Linked DNA regions of Homo sapiens: region 2 is linked to region 1. The links are chromatin loops, found by intact Hi-C in ENCODE. Cell type or tissue: endothelial cell of umbilical vein. All regions are shown on one strand. Links, peaks and the distances in the headings refer to the core of each region. The heading gives the core; the rest is flanking DNA.

Region 1 (7,653 bases), core at 1,468-5,467:
GCCCAGTATGGTGAGGGGCTGGGTTACACCCACATCTCAGAAATGACGGCAGACTCCCAAAACAATTTACAGCAAGCATGCCTTAAAAGTGCATTAGCGGGCCAGGCATGGTGGCTCACGCCTGTAATCCCAGCACTTTGGGAGGCCAAGGCAGGCAGATCATGAGGTCAAGAGATCAAGACCATCCTGGTCAACATGATAAAACCTCGTCTCTACTAAAAATACGAAAATTAGCTGGGCCTGGTGGCACGCACCTGTAGTCCCAGCTACTTAGGAGGCTGAGGCAGGAGAATCACTTGAACCCAGGAGGCGGAGGTTGCAGTGAGCTGAGATTGCGCCACTGCACTCCAGCCTAGCGATAGAGTGAGACGCCTTCTCAAAAAAAAAAAAGTGCATTAACTAACTGCCATTGGAATCACTTGCTGCATTACATTTTCTCTTAGTGACTTGGGGTTGAAATGTCTCTTTGAAAGTCTTAGTAACCTCGACAAAGGAAGGTGCCCAGATGCTACTCTACAGGAGAATACGGTATGAAATGATGAAAGAGCAACATGCGGAAGGAAGGGCAGCTCCAAGGCCCAACTGCCTGACAGTAAGACATCAGGGAATGAAGTGGTGAACACAGGGGAAGGTGGCAGTGCTGGCTTTAGACAAGCCCATCTCTTGTCACTATTGGGGTGCTACCAAAATAAATGCCTAAGGTCTTCAATAACAGCACTTGGCACTTGTATCAAATTTCTTTCCCGAAACACACCCATATCCCTTGTCTTATTGAAGCCTCCAAGTGACTCTGTGAGTGAGGGCATAATGTATAATGTTTGGTTTTGGTTTTATATTTTCCGGGAGAAGAAACAACGGGGAGATTTATAGCCCGGCACCTCCTCCACCCTGGCAGGGTGCTGTGGGCTGGATTTCACTGGGACAGCAGGGTTGGATGAGGTCAGAGCCAGCGTGGAATTAGCCTACTGCGCTGGATTCCTGAGTGTTGACTCAGCCGCAAGACTCCAGAGGGCAGAGCGCTGAATGTGCTAGAAAGAGTTACGAATGAGGTGCCCACCATGTGTAACTGGGTGAGAACACCCAGCCTCTGCCCTCAGGGGTTTGCAATCTAATACATCAGGAATAGGGCCAATGTTTGAGAGAACTGTAGATGAGTGAGAAAGAAAACTGGCACGACTTTGTAAATATAAGCTTTCTCAATTTAAGCAAACTTGCACATTTGTTTACTTTGTTCTAAGAGTTGCTGAATAAGGCATGATACCATGAGTTTATGGTCAAACAGCCAGGGAAAGGCAGCATCTAGGCAAAAGAGAAGGGACCCATAAGTTAGGAAAGAATGCAAATTGGAGGCCAGGAAAAGTTTGCTAACTGAATAAATAGCTGCTGCAAGGCTTGATGGGGGTTTGAGGGGTGGGCGCTGAAATGTTGAAAGGGACACAACAGGTCAATCACAGACACAAGGTGGAAAATGCAGGGATATCTATAGAGTGGGTAGGGAGGATGTAGGTTCCAAGTCACTAAGGATAGTCCTAGATTTTGCCTGTTTTCTTAGAGTAATTATGTATAGTGTCACTTATCATTCTCAACTGTGTCCTTTCTTGGAGGATAAATGATATAGTCACCCTAGTTCTCCAAAACTCACAAGATGCATTGAATTGCCAGATAGCCCCCCTCCAGCCAAGCCATCTACACCAGCTTCTATATTTGCACCACCTCTCCAAGGGGCTAAATACCACCTCCAAGAGACTAAATACCACCCCCATCAGCCCTGCCCTGAGGCTAAGAGAGCAGATGGTTCTATGTGGGTGTGAACAGTCTTTAATTCTTCATTTCTGGGCTAACACTGGCTCCTGAGAATCCAAGAGGAACAGAGGGAGGAGAACAAGAAGAGGCCGAAGGGGAAGGGTCGGGACCCTCTGAGTGACATTAGTGGTGCGTAACGTAAAGGCTACTCTCACTGTAGAGAAGCCAGCATGGCAGCAAGGAGGGCGAATGGGCCTTGGGTCCAGCAAGACCTGCAGTCTGCTCCCAGATCCCCACAGTCATTGCTGAGCCTCAGTTTCCTCACCTCTTTAAAGAAAAGTGGGGTGGGGGAGGATAATATCTACCTTCCAGAGTTGGAGTGACAGAATGTAATCATTATCAAGTACCAGGTACACAGTAGGCGTTCGATAATGGCAGCTTTTGTTGGAACGATGATATATACCTACAAGTTTTCTTTCTTTTTTTTTTTCTTTGAGACGGAGTCTCACTTTGTCACCCAGGCTGGAGTGCAGTGGTATGATCTCGGCTCACTACAAGCTCCACCTCCTGGGTTCACACCATTTTCCTGCCTCAGCCTCCCGAGTAGCTGGGACTACAGGTGCCCGCCACCAGGCCTGGCTAATTTTTTTTTGTATTTTTAGTGGAGATGGGGTTTCACCGTATTAGCCAGGATGGTCTTCATCTCCTGACCTCGTGATCCGCGCGCCTGAGCCTCCCAAAGTGCTGGGATTACAGGCGTGAGCCACCACGTGTGGCCATACCTATGAGTTTTCTTAAAACCAAATTGTCAAAAATGTGGGGCCTACCAGGTGTTAGCCTCCATCCCATAACATCGTGGCTCAGGTCACCCTCAGAAGGAGACACAGGGAGTCCTAAGTGTATTCTGGGAGTGACCTCTGTGGCAGACCAAGGGACACAGCTATGGCCGGGACACCAACAGCTTCTGCTATAATCTCCCCAATTTTTTTTTATTTAAGTGCAATTATTTTTATTTAAGTACAATTATAAAACTATAAAGGGAACATTTTTAGAGGAGTAATAAAAACCAGATGGACATGGAATCTTTTCTTCCCAGCCAAAGGGGATCATCTTGCTCATCCCCTGGGAGCACTCTTCTTTCATGATCACTGTCCCAGGAGCCCACAAAAGGTCCAAGCATCTATGGAACTTAAAATACAAGTACTGGAAGGCTTGTGTCTGTACCAGGCTCTGGTTCTGATCCTGGAAATTCAATGTCACAGTCTGAACAGGTGTGCCTGCTGATTGATTATAGCCTGAAAGTACAAGAGGGACAGGCAGAGCTTTTGTCCCTGCCCCTTTTAATAAGAACACATACCTGCGGTAGGTTGTGGATTGGAGGAAGTCTCTCAGAGCCGGGAGGAGACATTCCCTACACCAGTGGAAAATCTTTGGGTCCTCCAAAATCACACTTCTTTAACTCAAGTTAAATGAGGCCTTAAGGCGCTTAACTGTTAAGAAATAATAACAAGAAAAATCAAAGATTACGCAAAAAGAGGGCTGCAGGGGCTGCAGGCTGTCCTTAGGGCATCCTCCGGCCTTGGTGGGTAAGGTTAGGAAAACCTGGCTGCATTTTCCAAACCCTTCCACCAGAGCCACACGGGGGCACACTAGTCAATGTTTTGGATGTCGGGCCTCCCGCTGGCTTCCTCTCGGTAAAGAAACCTGGAGGAGGAGGACAGTGAGGGCAGAGGCGCTACTGGATGACTCCTTGCTTGGCCCACGGCCACCAAGCCAGTGACTTAGGCAGATTGTCCTTGAGTGATTCAAAACCACGTGGGTGCTGGCCCAAAGGTTTCCCCTTACTTTCTAAGCATGTTCCCAGCATGGCTGGGGCACGGGTTCCTGAGCTATTACTCAGGAGAGCAGGGAAAAGAATTGAGTGAATAAATGGAAGGTCTAATAACCTCTTAACCTGATACCAGGAAGGCAAGTGAGTAACCCCCAAGGGGTGCTTGGGGGCACAGCAGGCAGGGGTGGGCAGGGTAATAGCTCATTCTTCAGTGGGTCGCCATAGCATCCTTGGCGTGACCAGAGTGCTGGCCCTCAGTGCCTGCCCTCCTAGGGTGAAGGATCAGCCTCAAAGGCAGGGCAGCAGGCTGGCTCCTAACAGAGCCTCTTGACAGAGGGTCTCCTACGAGCACACACTGCTGCCTCACCAATAGACATGGGAACCCCAGGGGACAGACCAGGGACCAAACCCCAGCCATCACCAGGCACTGCAAGGCGCCAGCCAGCCTGCACTCCAGGACTCCAGTGTGCCTGCTTTCCAGAGCACAATGGGTCCAGGTGCACACAGACACAGCAGACAAACCAGAAGAGAAGGCATCTAAGTCACCACCTTCTATCAAGAATTCAGCTAAGCTGCGATTTTTTTTTTTTTTTTTGAGACAGTCTCACTTTGTCGTGTGGGCTGGAGTGCGGTGGCATGATCTTGGCTCACTGCAACCTCTGCCTCCTGGGTTCAAGCAATTCTTCTGCCTCAGCATCCTGAATAGCTGGGATTACCGGCACGTCACAATGCCCAGCTGATTTTTGTATTTTTAGTAGAGATGGGGTTTCACCATGATGGACAGGCTAGTCTGGAACTCCTGGCCTCAAGTGATCCACCTGCCTTGGCCTCCCAAAGTGCTGGGATTATAGGCGTGAGCCACCGTGCCCAACCCTAAGCTGCAATTTTATATGAAGACCTTGGAAAAGAAAAACACTTTTGTTTATAAACATGGTATAGTATGCAAATTTTAAAGTATTAATATTTTTTAGCTAAAACAGTACTTCAAAAGTTCTTAGCTTGAGGCCGGCTCTGAGAGGAGGGGGTTTATTTTCTTCTGCCCCACTTATCTTTGGTGAATGGCAGAATGTTTGTTTAATAAAAAGTCAGTAAAGCAGAGAATCATGCAAAGAAAAGATGTATGTACTTTAAGTATTTTAACTAACAATATTCAAACTGAAAATATTGAAAAACAAATATATGTACTCACTTGCCAATAACAGAAGGCCAATTTCTTTAAGGTATGGTCCCCCTCATCATCTCTTACAGACAAACATTATCTATGATTTCCATTTCCATTTTCTATGTGTGTGTGTGTGTGTGTGTGTGTGAGAGAGAGAGTGAGTGTCTCGCTTTGCTGCCCAGGCTGGAGTGCAGTAGTATGATCATGGCTCACTGCAGCCTCAACCTCCCACGATCAAGCAATGCTCCTGCCTCAGCCTCACAAGTAGCTGGGACTACAGGCACATGCCACCATGCCTGGCTAATTTAAATTTTTTTTTTTTTTTTGTAGAGACATGGTCTCTCCATGTTGCCCACGCTGGTCTTGACTCCTGGGCTCAAGCAATCCTACTGCCTCAACCTCCCAAAGTATTCAGATTATAAGTGTGAGCCACCATGCCCAGCCCAATTGTGGTTTCTTTCTAGTGGAGCAAAAATTAAAGATACTTGTGAAGTAATGTGAATTTGGAATCTTTTTAGAGCTTTATTATTTTTCTCACACAATTTAGCAGTAATTTTTTTTTTTTTTGAGGCAGAGTCTCGCTTTATCACCCAGGCTGGATTGCAGTGGTGTGATCTCGGCTCACTGCAGCCTCCGCCTTGTGGCTTCAAGTGATTTTCCCGCCTCAGCCTCCCAAGTAGCTGGAATTACAGGCATGTGCCACCACGTCTGGCTAATTTTTGTATTTTTAGTAGAGATGGGGTTTTACTATGTTGACCAGGCTGGTCTCAAACTCCTGACCTCAAGTGACCTGCTCGCCTCAGCCTCCCAAAGTGCTGGGATTACAGGCATGAGTGACCATGCCTGGCCAACAGTAATTTTATAGGAAATTTATCTTTGGCTTTTTCCGTCACATTCAACTTAGTCTTAATAGAAACTTTTTTTCACACTCATCTCAGTTTAAATAAGATTTCATTACAATTATTTATTACAATAAGAACAAATACAAGTGGCTTTTGATAAACACACAACTACTGGTGGGGACAGAAGTGTACAGTGGGAGTACGGCATAAGCTGCTCCACTATGGCTGTGAGCTTTCAAGTGTGCCCTGAGCGTGTGTCAGAGAGAATGGGAGACAGAGTTAATTTGGCAAGTCGGTGACAGCAGAGGTCAGTTAGGAGACTACCTCTGGAACTTTGGTGGAAATCTCTGAAAAGTCACAGACTCAGTGTTTATAATATGGACAAATTCACTGGATAAAATTCACATGCAACTCTTTAGAAAAACATGATGCCTGAAGCCAGGAGTACCTGCACTTATGTTTGCTTCCACTAGTCCCCCGACCCTGTTACCAAGTTAACATGATTTTACTACAGTGCTGCCCAAATCTTATGATTGTGCTATAAGCAGCCTAGTTCCCCTAGGGTCAAAATAACCACTCCCAGTTAAAAAGGCAGGCATGCTGGGTGCGGTGGCTCACGCCTGTAATCCCAGCACCTTGGGAGGCCGAGGCGGGCGGATCACGAGGTCAGGAGATCGAGACCATCCTGGCTAATATGGTGAAACCCCGTCTCCACTAAAAACACAAAAAAAAATTAACTGTGCCTGGTGGTGGGCACCTGTAGTCCCAGCTACTCGGGAGGCTGAGGCAGGAGAATGGCGTGAACCCGGGAGGTGGAGCTTGCAGTGAGCCGAGATCGCGCCACTGCACTCCAGCCTGGGCGGCAGAGCGAGACTCAGTCTCAAAAAAAAAAAAAAAAAAAAAAAAAAAGCAGGCATATGAGGTGAAAGGTAAAACAAAACTTTTGGAAGAAGTCATAGGTGAACATCCTTAAGACATTCAGGTAGGCAGCCTGTTCTTGAATGGAATACGAAAAGGTCAAACCATAAAGAAAATAACTGATAAATTGATACATTCCTCAGGGACTTCTGTTCATCAAAAGATCCTCTTAAGGAACTACAAGGTAAGCCACAGACAAGAAGGTACTTGCAATTCATATACTCAACAGAGACTCATATCCAATATCTATGAAGACCTTCTAAAAATCATCTTTTTTAAAGCAGACAACCCAATAGAAAAATGGGCAAAAGACTTGTGTAGGCACTTCTAAGAGAGGATACCCAAATAGATGATGCACATATAAAAAGGCACTCAAGAGCAATGCAAAGACATCAGGGAAATGCAAATTAAAATCAGAATAAAATCAAAGAATGGTGGATAAACAGAATGTGGTATATATTATAGATATAATGGAATACTATTCAGACTTAAGAAGAAATTCTAACACTTGCTACAACATGGGATGAGCCTTGAAGACATTGAGCTAGGTGAAATAAGCCAGTCATAAAAAGAAATACTGCCCAATTCCACTTATATGAAGTATGCAGAGTAGTCAAAATTCATGGAGACAAAGTAGCATGACGATTGCCCGGGGCTGGGGGGAGTAGAGAGTTAGTGTTTCGTGGGTACGGAATTTCAACTTGGAAAGACGAAAAAGGTTTTGGAGATGGATAGTGGTCATGGTTGTCCAGTAACATAAACACACTAAATCCCACTGAACAATACACTTAAAATGGTAAATTTAATGTTTTGTATATTTTACCACAAAAAAAGATACAATAAAACATACCCACCAGAACAGCTAAATATGGAAAAGAGATGAATAATCCCAAGTTTTGGCAGGGTTGTGAAGCAACTGGAACTCTCAGACTGTTGGTGGGTGTGTAAATTTGTACAGTCATTCTGGAACACCGACAGTATCTACTGAGGCTGAGCAGCTGCAACCCATGACTCAGCAATGCTACTCCTAGGTATGCACTCAATGCCAGCGTGTACATTTGTTCACCAGAAGACATGAACTAAAATGTTCATAGCTGCACTATTCATACTACCCCTAAACTGGAAACAAGTGCATGTCCATCAGTTATAGAACGGAT
Region 2 (7,653 bases), core at 2,012-6,011, 150 kb after region 1:
CAGGTTCCTCCCCAGGCGCTTGAAACCACAGAAAGCCGTGCATCAGGGTCCGTGCTAGAATACCGCAGGAATGAGAACGAATTGGCACCCTGCTTCATCCAGGCTGGTTAACCCCTCCCTTGAAAGATAAGAAAGTACTCAGCCCAGAGTGTAATTCCTTCCTGTCTGCCCCGTCAATGCATTTGCCATTTTCAAAAACAAAAATCCCTCCCTGAATAATTCATTATTCGAAGGAAACGCCAGCCCAGAGTGCGCCACTCCATTTACTCTGACATAAGAGCTCATCTCGGGCCATGTGTATGTGTTTCTGAAAAGGATCCACATGAGCAATCGCTTTTTAAAACGTCGATATCCGAGAAGGCAAGCAGAGAGTTTAAAAGGGCCATAATTCATAAATCAATGATGCCACACTCCTGAGGAAGAGTTCTGCATTGACTGGTCAACAATTCCATTTGCAACAAGCTGAAACATCTGCGTCTCCCTGCTTCTCTAGCTGGGGTCCCAGGGCGGCTGCCCCACGATAATAAGGCAAGGTTTTAGGGCTAATCCGAATCATACTCTCTGGGATTCAGGCATGGAGATGTGGGATTGCTGTGGATTTTATCTAAACCTTTTCATTTCTGTTAATATCCCAATAACTAGAACCAATCCGAACCAAGCAAGAAAAAAAAAATGTGAACACTCATGACTCAGAGTCCTTTGTTCCTGGCTATGTAACAGGGCTGTTCACCAGTCAGTGTGAGACCCTGTCCTTGTCCTTGACAAGCACCAGCACAGGTTTAGCCCGGATCCCAGTTCCAAACATATCTAGGGGGAAATTTAAACAATTGTTGCTGTTTTTGATGGTTCCTGATGGCCTCGATCAAAGTATGGTGTTTGGCCTTGATCATGGCTGTGAAAACAAAACTCTACACCTGGAATTGGCTAACTGCCCAACATATGCTCACACAGAACTCAAAGGCCAGAGCATCAGAGAGAAAATCAGTAAGCTGAGGCCACCGTCTGGAGTTGCTTTTGGACACATACTTTACCATTGCTAGAGAAAAACAACCTGCAGCTTGGATTCATCAGTAATCTTCATTGCAGACAAACGAGATAGAACACCTGTCAGCTCTCAGGGTTTCCAAAGAGCAGGATTTGGGGGAGTCTGGGTATAATTTTTTCTTCTTTCTTCCCCTCTCAGCTTGCCTCCCTCCCCCGAAGTGTCTAACCAAACATGGAACACACAAGAGCAGAAGAAGAAAGAGAACAAGCGAGAAAGAAGAGCAGCAGCCCAGGAAACAGATGGAGAAATTGGGGGATTGGGAGCTTTGCATTTTCCCCATTCGCCCAAATTCAACAAATAGGAAGGCTCCTCTGCAGCTCTCTCTCAGTCAGCAAAGAGCTTTCCAGGACATTTTGTTTACTCAACACCTCTTCTCTGCCCTGCTTAAATCTATTCTGGAACAAGGAAGGGCAAATAAATTAATTAGGCTGGGTAGGGTGGCTCACGCCTGTAATCCCAGCTCTTTGGGAGGCCAAGGCGGGCAGATCACCTGAGGTCAGGAGTTTGAGACCATCCTGGCCAACATGGTGAAACCCCGTCTCTACTAAAAATACAAAAATTAGCCAGAAGTGGTGGCGGGTGCCTGTAATCCCAGCTACTCTGGAGGCTAAGGCAGGAGAATCACCTGAACCCGGGAGACAGAGGTTGCAGTGAGCCGAGATCGTGCCACTGTACTCCAGCCTGGGTGATGGAGCAAGACTCTGTCTCAACAAAAAAAATTAATTAATTATACCACCTACCATTTATCAGTGCTCACGACAAAATGGATGCACTTTTACAATAAGCATTATCTCATTTAATCCTACAACCAGTCCTTGAAGAAAGAAACTCTCCTTAACCCCATCTTTCAAGGCAGGAAACCCAGGCACAGAGAGGCTACGTAGATTATCCAGAGTCACACAGTTAGTGAGCAGTAAAAGTGGGACAGGAACTTGAGCACCAGGCAGCAGAAGCCACCCTCGGCCAGCATCTCTCCTGCGTGTTAGAGCCACCAGAACAAGCTGATAGAAGGGAAAGGGTGGGAAGGGCACCCTTCTCTAGCTTTGTGTTTGGGGTAGGGATGGAAAGTGACCACTGACAATAGCTTAGCATTTACTGAGCACTCATCGTATGCTATGATTTGAGTTGTCCCCGCCAAAACTCATGTTGAAATGTGATCCCAAGTGTGGTGGTGTTGGGAGGTGGGGCCTCATGAGAGGTGTCTGGGTTATGGGGATGGATCTCTCATGAATGGCTTGGTGCCATTCTCATGGTAGTGAGTTCTTGCTCTGGGGAGACTGGATTACTTCTGGTGAGACTGGGTTGTTAAAAGCCAGGACACCCCTCAGGTTTGGCCTCTTTGCACCACTTCCCCTTTGCCCTTCTGCCATGTTGTGACACAGCACGAAAGCCCTCACCAGATGCCAAGCAGATGCCAGCACCAGGCTTCTGGAGCTTGCCATCCTGCAGAACCATGAACTAAGCAAGGCTCTTTTCCTTATAAATTATCCAGCCTTAGCTATTCTGTTAGAGTAACACTAAATGGACTAAAACACTGTGTGTCAACTAAGCACTACAGGCATGTGGTCATTTACAAATACCCCGTGGAACAGGTGCCATTATCCTCATTCCAGGGATAAGAAAACTGAGACCCAGAGAGGTCCTGTGGGTCAAATGTATTTGAACCGGGATTCTCATTGAGAGAGCTGGGGTCAAAGCCCGTGCTCCTGACCATTATGCTCCACTGGAGTTACAGATGGCAGTGAGCATCTGAGCCTCAGTGACCCTTTAGCACCAGCAAGGGCAGAGAGGAGCGCATTAACCCAGCATCAAGGAAAGGCTGTCTTTAAGGAAAGTACACCACTTTGCGCAGCTACCCATAAAGATTCTAGAGTGAAATAAGCTATCAGAATTTAATTCTGCAGGTATTCACTCAGGCTACTATTTGTTTACTCAAGATCAATCAATTGACCCCATTCTTCAAGAAAGAACTAAAAGAAAGAAAAGAACTAAAAGAAAGAGGATATGGAAGGAAAGGACATAGGGAATTATACAAATACAGTGTAATGCTGAGCCTGCTGGCCCACAGGGTAGCCTGAAACTAGAAGGGGGCAAGGCCCAGCGGGTGTAGGGCCTGCTCTTGGGGCTCCATGGGTAAAGGGACTCTGGACCAGGACCCCCACGTGCTCACTATAGCTTTCCCCACTGAAAGCCAGAGAGCTTGCCTTACAGTCTTTTCCATCTCTCGCGTTCTGTTATTTTTAGTTGGTTTCAATCTTTGGACAGCAGGAACCTCTTTACCAGAAAGCTCAATATGTAAAAAGGACTTAAAGGGGCTGATTAGGTGGGAATGAGGAGGTTCAGCAGGGCACAGAAACTATCCCTAGTCCCCAAGCCCCGTGACCAGTCAGAGGCACCTCTACCAGCCAATTCAGAGACCTCTACACAAAACCTTCCCTTCTTCACCAAAGTGAGCTGGCTGTAGACTGCAGACGTTTGTGCGGAGGTGGAGGGGCTGGAACACATGCCTGCTCTGTTCCCTTTTCAAAGGTCTGGAGACGCTGGCCTGGCCTCTGTGGGAGGCCTACACGCCTTTCTAGAGGTCCTTAATCAGGTACGGGCCTCAGGTGTCTGATAGTTGTGCCACCACATTCCCCGCTTACCACCACCAGCACCATCATCAGGACCAGAAGTTCATACTGTCAGCTACTTGTTAGAGAATCAACAGCCTTGAAAACTTCCAAGGATTGTGCAGAAACAGATACAAAGTGTATTCACAAATCAATTTCCCAGAGCATAGTACATCCCTTCTCAAGCCGAATAACCTTCAAAATCTGAAGAAGATGAAAAAGGAGAAGAAAAACGTGAAGGGTTACCCAAGGTTGCAAGCACAATGGCCAGAATGTGTGTAAATACTGGACTGGCCCTGTGTGCTTTGGGTCCTCTGACAGAATGGCCATTTCCTGCAGCCCCATTTCCTCTCATTGTATTTCAGTGGAACAAAAATGTTATAGAGAGCAGCCACTCAGTCACATAGGTTATTTTAATAGATACATCCTACAAGCCTTGAAAACTTGCTCTACGCTCTGATAACAAGGCTAAAAATATCACAGGCCCTATTAGCAGATTTGAGGCTCCAAATCAGTGAGACTGGAACACACGTGTGTGTTTTTCTCAGCGCATCCTGCAAGTTTTCCCACGTGCTGCCACCCTCGACACATTTTCATATTATCTTTTCCCCTGAATCTCGGTTGAAACTGATGCTTTCATACAACACTGGAGGATTTGGTGGCATTGATGATCTCTTCAGCATTCCTCATTCAGCTGCACATTTCATCCAAAGGCTGAAGGATGCTCTCATTTATGCATATGTGCATTTTTGCAACTACAAAATGCACGGTAGACAATACTGAAGAGCTGGCTACACAGGAACTGTCTGTCCCAAGAGCCATCACAAAAGAGCTGATCTTTCCACAAACCACTTGTGAGCTCCTGCCAGCTCTGTAATTCAGGGCCACTCTCGAGATTTCCACTCTTGGGACCAGAGATAAATCTTTGGTGTCCCAGGCGTTTGATCAAAGCTCTTCTTTCCTTCATTATCCTATCAATATGAATGAACACTACCATTTAGGTGTCAGATATGTAAAGCTAATCTAAAGACACAAGTTTTCATTATCTTCAGAAAGATACTAATACATTTTTTAAAATTCCGAGCTTCTCAGAAAATGTAGATTTAAAATATAAATATTAATTACAGGCAAAATATCTTAAAGTTGTGATTCTCAGCCCTGACTGCTCATTAAAAATGGGTGGCAGGGGTATTTTCAAATGATTCCTAGCTCTTCCAGATGGTTCTTAAGGACAGCCAGGGCTGAGGGTTGAGAATCCCTGTCTTTCCCCCCTTTCCCCCAACCAGAGAGACAGTCTCACTCTGTTGCCCAGGCTGGAGTGCAGTGGCATGATCATTAGCTCACTGCAGCTTTGAACTACTAGGCTCAAACAATCCTCCTGCCTCAGCTTCCTGAGTAGCTAGGACCACAGGCAGGAGCTATGCTCCACTGGAGTTACAGTGATGAGTTACATGCCCATATGATTTAAAAAATTTTTGTAGAGCCAAGGTCTCACTATGGTCCTAGGCTTTTGTCAAACATACACATTAGCACAGTGAAAGAAGACATGCAATAAATGCATGAACTGTGAACAGTATTTTAATAAATGTATTAAATAATATGGTCAATCTTATGGTCTCTGTACACAAATTTCTGAGTTATCACATTATTATACAAAATCCAGAGGCACCTTTTCTTTTGTAGACATGGGATCTTGCTATGTTGTCCAGGCTGGTCTTGAACTCCTGTCCTCAAGCAATCCTCCTGCTTCAGCGTCCCAAAGTGCTGGGATTATAGGCATGAGCCACCTTCCCCCACCAAGAACCTGTCATCTGTCTTAAAAGACACAAGTCTTCAGTGCGGTGGTTTTGCGAGGGTCTAAGTGGGTGGTTCTCCACCTTGCTTGCACATTAGAATCCCAAGGAGAGTTATTAAAATGCATGGGACACATCTCCAAAGATTCTGATTTAATTGGTCTGGGGTAGGACTAGGTTCTGGTATTTGAATATTATTTGAATATTCAGCCAGAGTTGAGGACCAATGGTGTAAGTCAATGCCCTTCTCTGATTGACCTATCCTTAAACATATGAAGCTAAAGAATCAGGAAATGTATCTTCATATATTTCTTCAGACCTAAAAATCCCGAGAATAGCACTACTTTGCCTACTTTAGACAGAAAGTAAGTAATAAAGGCATCTGAATAGAGAATTAGATTTGATGTTATAATGTCCACATACATCCCTTTCAGACGGAGTGTCCCTCTGGTCCTCATGAAAAGCTTGTTTCATTTCATGCACTGTTGAAACAAGATCACTTATCTGGTTTCTAAACCAACAGCTGATCAGAATCAAGTAAATTAGAGGCAATGGAGGGGTAGGTAGAAAGGATGAGAGAGGCTGTGTAGAAGCAGGCCCCCTGATTGCAATGAGAAGTGAGTGCTGATAGAGAAGACACAGAAAAACTGAAGTAAGTAGACACTGCACGTAAAAACACTGGAGTCAGGATTCTCTAATGAAGGGACAAACACCTTGATGTATCCAGAATGGCTCTGTGAACATCAACGTGCCACTGCATAGCAACATTACCGATGCTCCTAAGAAAAGCCCAGAGTCACCAAGGATGAGTTAAATTATGTTCATTATAACCATTTTATGAAAGCTGAAATAGGGGTGATGACTTCCATCCAAAATAGTAATAATAAAAGGTAAGTGTAGTTTAAGGAATACGCCTTTAGCTATTTGGAAATTGCAGTCACCCAGAACAACCCATGCCCTGAGAATCCCAAGTAGCCACAGACTTCAGTAGGAGACACTTTGGCAGGAAAAGTTTCGGCTTGACCAGGAAGAAATCCTGTCCCTCTCAGAGTCAGAACACGGTGAGGCCTGAAATGGGGGAGAATATTATTGAACGATCCTGACCTTCAGGGTTTCTAGGCACACACAGGGTACTCCAAGCTTTCATTGAAAACCTAACATGAGAGACAGCTAAGACAAAGGGAGAGCAGTGAGAAGCCTCTGTGGCTGGCAGGATCGCAATGCTCTGGATGGGCCGCTGGTTACATATCACTCCCCTGCACAGGATCTCCAGGCCTGCAATTCCTTGCTGAGAACTTCATCCCTTGAGGTCATACATCCCACTACCCAGACACTTTCTTTAGATGCAAAAATCCATGGGATGGTTAATACCTGTATCGCGAACCCTGAGCCAAGTTGTCAGGTCTCTTCTGTTGATACGGTAAGCCTTGTCGTTTTCAATATCTTTCCCCTCTCCAGATGAAATCTTATATGGAACCCAAATATATTATAAAGAGAAAATGGGATACCCCTGGTTGAAGGGCTTTCCATAGCATGAGTCTTGTCACCCCTCCCTCTCATCAGGTTCCCATGAAACACCTGTTTAGGAAACCATCTGGAAAAGACCTGCCTGGCTCCATTGCCTACAACTGAACTTCCCCTCCCCAGACGCACCTGCAGGCTCAGTCCCATTCTGTGGCCAGCATTGCCCAGAGGTGATGACTGGTCAGGGGCCTCTCAGCTGCTATTCAGCTCAGATGTCTCTGACTTTGTGTCTCTCTCTCTCTCTGTCTCTGTCTCTCCCTCTCCCTCATCACATTTTATCCTACTAGGCTATTTGTTCTCCAAATCCACCCCCAAAACTATCTAGGTGTGATCATTGAGTTCCTGTGCCTGGAATCCCGTTTTGGTCAAGCTTCCGAGCCTGCACTCAGCTCCAGCTATCACCAGCTCCTGTTGAGAAGCTCAGCGCCCCCAGCAGGGCTGCCAGCTACAGCCACGCTCCTCCCAGCTTGGGGGGACACCTCACTTCCAAATGGCCAAGTGTAGATTTTCCCACATCCACCAGCAGATAAGATTCACTCAGGGTCTCTATTCAATGTGCAGATTCCCAAACCCATAGGATCATCGGATCCAGGGGAAACCGATGGGAAATCCCGACTTGAACCAAAGCCTCAAGTGACTCACCAGGCGAGTTTGAGAAACACCAGCTTCCTGGTTAACAGTG

What was found. Peaks named below come from ENCODE experiments on the same cell type or tissue, not always from the same donor. Only the 100,000 strongest peaks of a DNase experiment are listed, where the experiment ranks them.
Region 2: a loop joins it to region 1, with 5 times the contacts of the local background. A loop is called at or near these places in 17 of 110 quality-filtered maps.

Annotation. Positions count from the first base shown.
Region 1 is chr2:45,932,299-45,939,951 of GRCh38, reverse strand. The region is part of intron 2 of PRKCE (protein kinase C epsilon); the gene reads right to left. Among named protein-coding and RNA genes, the nearest start is that of PRKCE-AS1, 260 kb to the right of the region's middle. RefSeq lists an enhancer at 3,482-3,791. In endothelial cell of umbilical vein, for the core only: a CTCF peak has its summit at 3,382 (motif pointing right); a DNase peak (open chromatin) is centred at 3,501; H3K27ac peaks cover 665 bases.
Region 2 is chr2:45,786,917-45,794,569 of GRCh38, reverse strand. All of the region lies in intron 1 of PRKCE (protein kinase C epsilon), which reads right to left. Among named protein-coding and RNA genes, the nearest start is that of PRKCE-AS1, 120 kb to the right of the region's middle. RefSeq lists an enhancer at 7,020-7,653. In endothelial cell of umbilical vein, for the core only: no CTCF peak of the experiment used is centred there; a DNase peak (open chromatin) is centred at 3,999; H3K27ac peaks cover 2,031 bases.